Regions from separate parts of the Homo sapiens genome. Here region 2 is linked to region 1. A link is a contact called in ENCODE Hi-C or POLR2A ChIA-PET data. All regions are on one chromosome and are shown on one strand. The core of a region is the stretch at or near the end of the contact, and the rest is flanking DNA. Distances in the headings are between cores, read along the strand shown.

Region 1 (4,562 bases), core at 2,063-4,562:
CTTAGAGCTTCTGTAAACATGGAGCTCTGGGAATCAGTTAAGGTGGGAATGAGAAAGGACCCTTCCCGAGGCAGGGTCCTCCAGGGAGGAGGGTAAATCTGGCTTTTCTGACCATCCCTGGGCCTTAAGGGGCAGGAGATTGGATAGCAGTGGTAGCCTGGGCCCTGTCCTCTGAAGGGCTGGGGGCGTGGCCTGCCAGTTGCAGAGGGTGGACAACTGAACTAGTTTTCCCTGTCTGTCCCTCCAGAGTCCCTCACCTTTGACATGGAGTTGACCTCGGAGTGCGCTACCTCCCCCATGTGAGGAGCTGAGAACGGAAGCTGCAGAAAGATACGACTGAGGCGCCTACCTGCATTCTGCCACCCCTCACACAGCCAAACCCCAGATCATCTGAAACTACTAACTTTGTGGTTCCAGATTTTTTTTAATCTCCTACTTCTGCTATCTTTGAGCAATCTGGGCACTTTTAAAAATAGAGAAATGAGTGAATGTGGGTGATCTGCTTTTATCTAAATGCAAATAAGGATGTGTTCTCTGAGACCCATGATCAGGGGATGTGGCGGGGGGTGGCTAGAGGGAGAAAAAGGAAATGTCTTGTGTTGTTTTGTTCCCCTGCCCTCCTTTCTCAGCAGCTTTTTGTTATTGTTGTTGTTGTTCTTAGACAAGTGCCTCCTGGTGCCTGCGGCATCCTTCTGCCTGTTTCTGTAAGCAAATGCCACAGGCCACCTATAGCTACATACTCCTGGCATTGCACTTTTTAACCTTGCTGACATCCAAATAGAAGATAGGACTATCTAAGCCCTAGGTTTCTTTTTAAATTAAGAAATAATAACAATTAAAGGGCAAAAAACACTGTATCAGCATAGCCTTTCTGTATTTAAGAAACTTAAGCAGCCGGGCATGGTGGCTCACGCCTGTAATCCCAGCACTTTGGGAGGCCGAGGCGGATCATAAGGTCAGGAGATCAAGACCATCCTGGCTAACACGGTGAAACCCCGTCTCTACTAAAAGTACAAAAAATTAGCTGGGTGTGGTGGTGGGCGCCTGTAGTCCCAGCTACTCGGGAGGCTGAGGCAGGAGAATCGCTTGAACCTGAGAGGCGGAGGTTGCAGTGAGCCAAAATTGCACCACTGCACACTGCACTCCATCCTGGGCGACAGTCTGAGACTCTGTCTCAAAAAAAAAAAAAAAAAAAAGAAACTTCAGTTAACAGCCTCCTTGGTGCTTTAAGCATTCAGCTTCCTTCAGGCTGGTAATTTATATAATCCCTGAAACGGGCTTCAGGTCAAACCCTTAAGACATCTGAAGCTGCAACCTGGCCTTTGGTGTTGAAATAGGAAGGTTTAAGGAGAATCTAAGCATTTTAGACTTTTTTTTATAAATAGACTTATTTTCCTTTGTAATGTATTGGCCTTTTAGTGAGTAAGGCTGGGCAGAGGGTGCTTACAACCTTGACTCCCTTTCTCCCTGGACTTGATCTGCTGTTTCAGAGGCTAGGTTGTTTCTGTGGGTGCCTTATCAGGGCTGGGATACTTCTGATTCTGGCTTCCTTCCTGCCCCACCCTCCCGACCCCAGTCCCCCTGATCCTGCTAGAGGCATGTCTCCTTGCGTGTCTAAAGGTCCCTCATCCTGTTTGTTTTAGGAATCCTGGTCTCAGGACCTCATGGAAGAAGAGGGGGAGAGAGTTACAGGTTGGACATGATGCACACTATGGGGCCCCAGCGACGTGTCTGGTTGAGCTCAGGGAATATGGTTCTTAGCCAGTTTCTTGGTGATATCCAGTGGCACTTGTAATGGCGTCTTCATTCAGTTCATGCAGGGCAAAGGCTTACTGATAAACTTGAGTCTGCCCTCGTATGAGGGTGTATACCTGGCCTCCCTCTGAGGCTGGTGACTCCTCCCTGCTGGGGCCCCACAGGTGAGGCAGAACAGCTAGAGGGCCTCCCCGCCTGCCCGCCTTGGCTGGCTAGCTCGCCTCTCCTGTGCGTATGGGAACACCTAGCACGTGCTGGATGGGCTGCCTCTGACTCAGAGGCATGGCCGGATTTGGCAACTCAAAACCACCTTGCCTCAGCTGATCAGAGTTTCTGTGGAATTCTGTTTGTTAAATCAAATTAGCTGGTCTCTGAATTAAGGGGGAGACGACCTTCTCTAAGATGAACAGGGTTCGCCCCAGTCCTCCTGCCTGGAGACAGTTGATGTGTCATGCAGAGCTCTTACTTCTCCAGCAACACTCTTCAGTACATAATAAGCTTAACTGATAAACAGAATATTTAGAAAGGTGAGACTTGGGCTTACCATTGGGTTTAAATCATAGGGACCTAGGGCGAGGGTTCAGGGCTTCTCTGGAGCAGATATTGTCAAGTTCATGGCCTTAGGTAGCATGTATCTGGTCTTAACTCTGATTGTAGCAAAAGTTCTGAGAGGAGCTGAGCCCTGTTGTGGCCCATTAAAGAACAGGGTCCTCAGGCCCTGCCCGCTTCCTGTCCACTGCCCCCTCCCCATCCCCAGCCCAGCCGAGGGAATCCCGTGGGTTGCTTACCTACCTATAAGGTGGTTTATAAGCTGCTGTCCTGGCCACTGCATTCAAATTCCAATGTGTACTTCATAGTGTAAAAATTTATATTATTGTGAGGTTTTTTGTCTTTTTTTTTTTTTTTTTTTTTTGGTATATTGCTGTATCTACTTTAACTTCCAGAAATAAACGTTATATAGGAACCGTCTGATAGCATGGCAGCTCTGTTTGGCTGGTGGAGGCTTCCTTTTCCCCTGCATAAGTTCTGAGGGGGCCTCACACACAGGTGGGGCCTGGGATAAGGGCCGGAAAGGGTCTTGAGAGGAGGTGGTTGCCTTAATCCCCCCCGCCAACCCCCTTATGTTAGCCACCAGCCCGGAGGTAAGGGGTGCCTGGAGGAGCAGGAGGTCAATAGTCCAACGGCAGAAAGGTGTCAGAGTGGAGGCCTCCCTCCCCGGCCCCCTCCTACCCCCCAGAGCGGCCTCGTCCTGTCTGGGGTCAGATAAGCCACCTAAGCGGGGTGGGGGGTAGATACTCCCACCGCACCAAGGCCTCCCCTTCCACAGTTGGCTCCTTTATCACTTTCCCTTCAGTTCACCCAGCGGGGACAACACGCAGACACCCGGTGGTGGCTGCAGGGCCCCCGGCAGCCAGCGGTGATAATGCAGGGAAAGGCGCCCCAACCTCAGCTACGCGGGCGCCCACAGGGCTTCTCCCCACCCCTACACGTGCCCCAGCGCCCTGGAGACCGCGCCTGGGAGCTACGAGCGAGCACCTTCCCTCGCAGAGATGGATCAGATTAGCCCCCTGGGGCGGTGGCACCTGCCCGTCCCCTCCCCTCCTCTCTTCTCCCACCCCCGCCTTCCCCCTGCTCTGGGCCCCCTGCACCTCCCTCTTGGGGCCCACGCGCCGCCCCTCTCCCTCGCTTGAGCTCTGAGCTCAGAAGGAACCTGCCCGCAAACCTGGCTCCCAGCCCCGCCCAGGGAGCGCGCGTCCCTGAGCCCAAGGGCCCCAGCGACAGCAGGGACTGGCTGCAGCCGGCAGTGCGGGGGTCCAGCCGGGGCGAGCCGGTCCCGCTTGCTGCACCTCCGCCTCGCACAGTCGCCGGCAGCCAGCTGAAAACAGCGCAGCCGCGTGGTGCCACCTGCTGGTCTCTGGGAAGGAGGAGGATGGGACGGTTGTTGCGGCTCTGGGACTGCCCCTGGCCCCGAGGGTTGAGAAGCATCTTGGCGCCGGGCCCTCAGCCGCCAGCTTCGAGGCTGCTGGGAGCAGCAGCTGCTAAGGAGAAGCCTGGGTCAGAGTTCTGCCCACCCGCGCCCATCTCCATCATTTCCCCAAACCTCGAGTCCCCTGCTTTTTAAGGAATCTGTGCCCCCTAAACTGGCTCCTTACCCTTCTGAGAAGCATTGACAGTATTCCAGGGGTGGCCAGCACCCTGAAAACCACAGCAAAGCGGGCAGAGTTAAAATTTAAGACTAAAAATGACAGCATCAGGCATGCACGCGGGAAGGAACAGAACAACCAGCTCCAGGGGTTCCCATCACCCAGGGAGGCCACCAACGCCCCAACCAGGAGCCATAGCAGCAAATTTATGAAAAAAATATTTTATTCCAAAACACTGTTTACACAAATGTGTGGTCTTTGTACAAAGTACAAAAAAACCCCTCTTCTCATCCCCACCTCCCTTCAGAGAAGTTTAAACCTTGGGCTCTCAATCTTCCATGGTCAGCTGCCCCTGACTGCGAGTCCTACAGCCTCAGAGGGAGGAGCGTGTGGGGTTGGGAGCAAGGCCTCACCAGAACACAGCCAGTTACGCAACAGCGCAAGGCCTGCTCCAGGCCCCACCTCCAGCGGAGTCAAACCAGATCAGCTTTTACCCCTCACTCCAGATTCCACAGGCACGCAGCACATGGCTGATTTGCAGCTTGTCTTTCACTGCAGTTTTTTGTTTTTGTTTTTTCCAGGAGGCAAGAGGACCAACCCTCCAAGTCCCGGGGCCCCTGTCCACCCACCATATCCTAGACCCAATCTTTTCTACCTCTTTGT
Region 2 (4,562 bases), core at 978-3,477, 85 kb after region 1:
TTTGCAAAGGGCCATATACCTGTCTGTAATGTTGCCTTAGAATAATCGCAATGCGTGTTAGTAGCAAATTTCTGTTCAGAAACTAAAGATCACCAAAGAAAGGCAATTTTCTAGGCAATTAAAAAAAAACTCAACTTCATGTAATTAAGTGAGGGAAAAAAATTAGCTAAATATGAGAATGTCAGCTGTACCTCGTTTAGTGCTTTCCACTCCCTTTTCATTTTCTCTCCTGTTTTCTGATGTGGAGGATTTAGAAAAACATGAGTAGGAAGTTGCTGTTAATTTCAGATTTCACTTAGCAGAGTTCTCATTTGGTGTTCTCACTGAATGAATTAAAAGACTTGTGTTGATATTAAGGAAAACTTGAAATTTTTTAGCTTTGGTTTTCTTCAGAATATAAAGATTTTAATGAAGAATTTTCAATTCTTTTTTTTTTTTGAGATGGAGTCTCGCTCTGTCACCAGGCTGCAGTGGCGTGATCTCGGCTCACTGCAATCTCCGCCTCCCGGGTTCAAGCAATTCTCGTGCCTCAGCTTCCCGAGTAGCTGGGACTGCAGGTGCCCGCCACCACACCGAGCTAATTTTTGTATTTTTAATAGAGACGGGGTTTCATCATGTTGGCCAGGCTGGTCTCTAACTCCTGACCTTGTGATCTGCCCATTTCGGCCTCCCAAAGTGCTGGGATTAAAAGCTTGAGCCACCGGGCCCAGCCAAATCTTTAGTTCTTTATGTTTAAGCCATCTAAGCAAGTCTTTTTTTTTTTTAACAGAGAATTAAGGTTTCAAGTAAAGAACCAATACCTGACTTCTGTGAGTTTTGCTCAGAGACTGGATCCTTTTAAGAGTGGGCTCCTGGCCGGGCACGGTGGCTCACGCCTGTAATCCCAGCACTTTGGGAGGCTGAGGTGGGTGGATCACTTGAGATCAGGAGTTTGAGACCAGCCTGGCCAACATGGTAAAACCCCGTCTCTATTAAAAATACAAAAATTAGCCAGGCGTGGTGGTGCACGCCTGTAATTCCAGCTACTTGGGAGGCTGAGGCAGGAGAATCACTTGAACCCGGGAGGCAGAGGTTGCAGTGAGCTAAGATCGTGCTACTGCATCCCAGCCTGGGTGACAGAGTGAGACTTCGTCTCAAAGAAAAAGAGTGGGTTTCCAGACCAAGGGCATTGTTGCCAGTTGAAACAGAGGTGCAGGGCTGCCCTCATTCCTTCCAGCCTTTCATTTAATACGTATTCTATTTAATACATAGGGCACACATATTTAGAATCTGACTTGCCTTAACTGCCTTCTCAAGGCGCAGATTGGGGTGTACTATTTGATGGACTATGGTATCACTGCTTTTTTTGTTTTGTTTTGTTATGTTTTCGTAGAGAGAATCTTGCTTTGTCACCCAGGCTGGAGTGCAGTGGCGCAATCTTGGCTCACTGCAACCTCCACCTCCTGGGTTCAAGCAGTTCTCCTGCCTCAGCCTCCCAAGTAGCTGGGACTACAGGCACATGCCGCCACGCCCGGATAATTTCTTTTGTGTTTTAGTAGAGATGGGGTTTCACCGTGTTGCCCAGGCTGATCTCCAACTCCTGAGCTCAGGTAATCCGCCTGCCTCGGCCTCCCAAAATGCTAGGATCACAGGCGTGAGCCACCACGCCCGGCCGGTCTCACTGTTTTGATACACTTGTTGGTGCCTCTTTTTTGAAATTAGTTGCTATCTTCAGGGATTTAGGGATGGCAGAGCCTTTTAGCTACCACTATCTTGTTTGGCTCCAGACCCAGTCAGCAGTTATTGAATGTTATTTCAGTCCGACAGCTGTTTGGTTTCTTCAGTGAGTAAGTAATTTGGTACTTCCCAGTGTCAATTGTTGCCTAAGTAGTAGAAAGGAAGGAAGGAACGGAAGGAAAGAAGGAAAGAAGGAAAGAAAGGAGGGAGGGAGACCATCCAACCCCCGTCACCAGTTCAGTAGCTTGAAATCAATGCAAAGTCTGTAGCGTGGTTTTCCTTGTTTACTGGAAAAGTTGGCATTGCCTTCAGGTCCTGGGTCTGCAACTAGTGACATGAATGTCTGACTCGTATAAATTCTTGTAGGCACCCTCTGCCTGAATGTCTCATTTCCAGGGCTTCTTAGAAATAGCAATAACTTGTTTCACCTGTCTCTACCTAAGAAACCCACAGATACCAAACTCCTTGAGGCTGGAAAGGACATGTAGAAGAGTCTTGGCCTTGTGCCTCCTTTACACCCATGAGGGGTAACTATAAATAGGAAATTATCCAAGTCCTTATTTCCTTCAGAGTACACAGAACCCTTTCCTTTTCCTTGCATTTCTCGGAGCAAATAGCATAAGCACCAAGCACATCATTGAGAGAAAGGAAGAAGGGCAGCACATTGTTAAAAATTTTTTTTTTTAAAAGAAGGAAATCTACTGTATAATCCAACTATTTAGTAAATTACAAATAGATTAACATAGGCATTGAGTCCATTTCTGTTGGGCTGTTTCTTAAAATTTGCAGTGAGGATTAAAAACATCACTTTAGTTGAAGAAAAAGTAGGATGTGTTGAGGCTGTATTTATACAGGCTCACGTGCATGTATGTATACAGATTATGTAATTTTTTTCCCCTAGGGACTCAGTAGATCTTGATAATCCACAGGAGAACATTAAGGCCACCCAGCTCCTGGAGGGCCTGGTGCAGGAGCTGCAGAAGAAGGCAGAGCACCAGGTGGGGGAAGATGGGTTTTTACTGAAGATCAAGCTGGGGCACTATGCCACACAGCTCCAGGTGGGTGTGGGCTCTGGGGTCACACTTAATTACCTTCCCTTGGGGGTCTTCTTCCTGTAGAGACTTTCTTTCTCTCCTTCAGTCCAGCATTGTTGAGTTACACGTGCATAAGGTTCTTGTTGTGTGGTTTTGGTCTTTTTTTTTTTTTTTACTTTTTATTTGAGAATAATTTCATACTTCCAGAAAGTTACAAGAATCATACAAAGATTCCCCACATATGCCCATATTCACCTGTTGTTGACTTTTATGTTGTCATATACTCCTCGCTGTCTCTCGACACACACGTTTTTCAGTCACTGGAGAGTAAGTTGCATACCTTGTGTCCCTGCACCAGTAAGTACCTCTGTGCATTTTCTATTTATTTATTTATTTATTTATTTATTTATTTATTTTTGAGACGGAGTCTTGCTCTGTCGCCCAGGCTGGAGTGCAGTGGAGCAATCTCAGCTCACTGCAACCTCTGCCTCCCGGGTTCAAGCGATTCTTCTGCCTCAGCCTCTCAAGTAGCTGGGATTACAGGCTCCTGCCACCATGCCTGGCAGTTTTTTTTTTTTTTTGGTATTTTTAGTGGAGACGGGGTTTTGCCATGTTGGCCACAGTGGTCTTGAACTCCTGACCTCAGGTGATCCGCCCACCTCAGCCTCCCAAAGTGTTGAAATTATAGGCATGAGCCACTATGCCCGGTCCCTCTGTGCATTGTCTTTTTTTTTTTTTTTTTTTGAGATGGAGTTTCACTCTTGTTGCCCAGGCTGGAGTGCAGTGGCGCGGTCTCGGCTCACCGCAACCTCCACCTCCCGGGTTCAAGTGATTCTCCTGCCTCAGCCTCCCAAGTAGCTGGGACTACAGGTGCATGCCACCACACCCGCCTAATTTTTGTATTTTTAGTAGAGATGGGGTTTCTCCATGTTGGTCAGGCTGGTTTCGAACTCCCGACCTCAGGTGATTCACCCTCCTCGGCCTCCCAAAGTGCTGGGATTACAGGCATGAGCCACCGCACCCAGCCCCTCTGTGCATTTTCTAAGAATGAACCTTGTCTTGCATGGTTATAATACACTGATCAACTTCACTAAATTTAGCATTGATATAATACTTTTAGGTACTCATCTGGATTTCCATTTTGTCAACTAATTCAAACATGTCCTTTAGGGTATTTTTCCCCGCTGCAGTCCAGAATCCAGCCCAAGATCACATATTGCATCTAGTCATCATGTCTCTTTAATCTCCTTTAATCTGGAACCATTTTGCAACCTTACTTTGTCTTTCATTACATTGGCATTTTAAAATAATTAATGTAGGCTGGGTGCAGTGGCTCACACCAGTAATCCCAGCACTTTGGGAGGCTGAGGCGGGTGAATCATCTGAGGTCAGGAGTTCGAGACCAGCCTGGCCAACATGGTGAAACCCCATCTCTACTAAAAATACAGAAATTAACTGGGTGTGGCAGTGGACAACTGTAATCCCAGCTACTTGGGAGGCTGAGGCAGGAGAATCTCTTAAACCTGGGAGGCAGAGGTTGCAGTGAGCCGAGACCGTGCCATTGCACTCCAGCCTGGGTGACAAGAGTGAAATTCCATCTCAAAAAATAATAATAATAATTCATGTACCCCCTGCTTTTTAAAGATAAAATGTTCCTCATTTGGGGTTTGTCTGATGTTTCCTCATGATTACGTTAACATTGCACATCTCCGAGCAGACTTCTAAATATAGTTGGCTGTCCATGTCCATGGGTTCTGCATCCTGATTCCACCAACCGCAGCTCAGAAATATTCAGGAAAAGAAAAAAAGTAA

What was found. A loop is a pair of places that touch in the nucleus more often than their neighbours do. ChIA-PET counts read pairs that join two places held with the same protein, here RNA polymerase II (POLR2A). Pooled maps may share reads with other maps.
Region 2: a map of K562 shows a loop between it and region 1 (3-fold over the local background). The contact joins two enhancer-like sites. A Hi-C loop is called at or near these places in 12 of 168 maps with a recorded cell type or tissue (CD4-positive, alpha-beta T cell, CD4-positive, alpha-beta memory T cell, CD8-positive, alpha-beta T cell and 7 more), 10 of 37 single-sample maps with no recorded cell type and 20 of 50 pooled maps. POLR2A ChIA-PET finds 5 or more read pairs at or near these places in 22 of 52 experiments (A549, AG04449, B cell and 16 more).

Annotation. Positions count from the first base shown.
Region 1 is chr17:42,311,486-42,316,047 of GRCh38, reverse strand. It overlaps STAT5A (signal transducer and activator of transcription 5A), which reads right to left. Exons shown (of 19, transcript NM_001288718.2): 19 at 4,105-4,562. STAT3 (signal transducer and activator of transcription 3) reads left to right here. Exons shown (of 24, transcript NM_139276.3): 24 at 248-2,724. The coding sequence ends at 303. Among named protein-coding and RNA genes, the nearest start is that of STAT5A, 25 kb to the right of the region's middle. RefSeq lists silencers at 3,266-3,425, 3,546-3,645, 3,716-3,855. Within about 2 kb of position 3,312, at least 29 of the 41 ENCODE cell types and tissues checked have a DNase peak (open chromatin) inside an H3K27ac peak, as active enhancers do.
Region 2 is chr17:42,225,741-42,230,302 of GRCh38, reverse strand. It overlaps STAT5B (signal transducer and activator of transcription 5B), which reads left to right. Exons shown (of 19, transcript NM_012448.4): 3 at 2,618-2,774. Among named protein-coding and RNA genes, the nearest start is that of GHDC, 34 kb to the right of the region's middle. Within about 2 kb of position 2,227, at least 2 of the 41 ENCODE cell types and tissues checked have a DNase peak (open chromatin) inside an H3K27ac peak, as active enhancers do.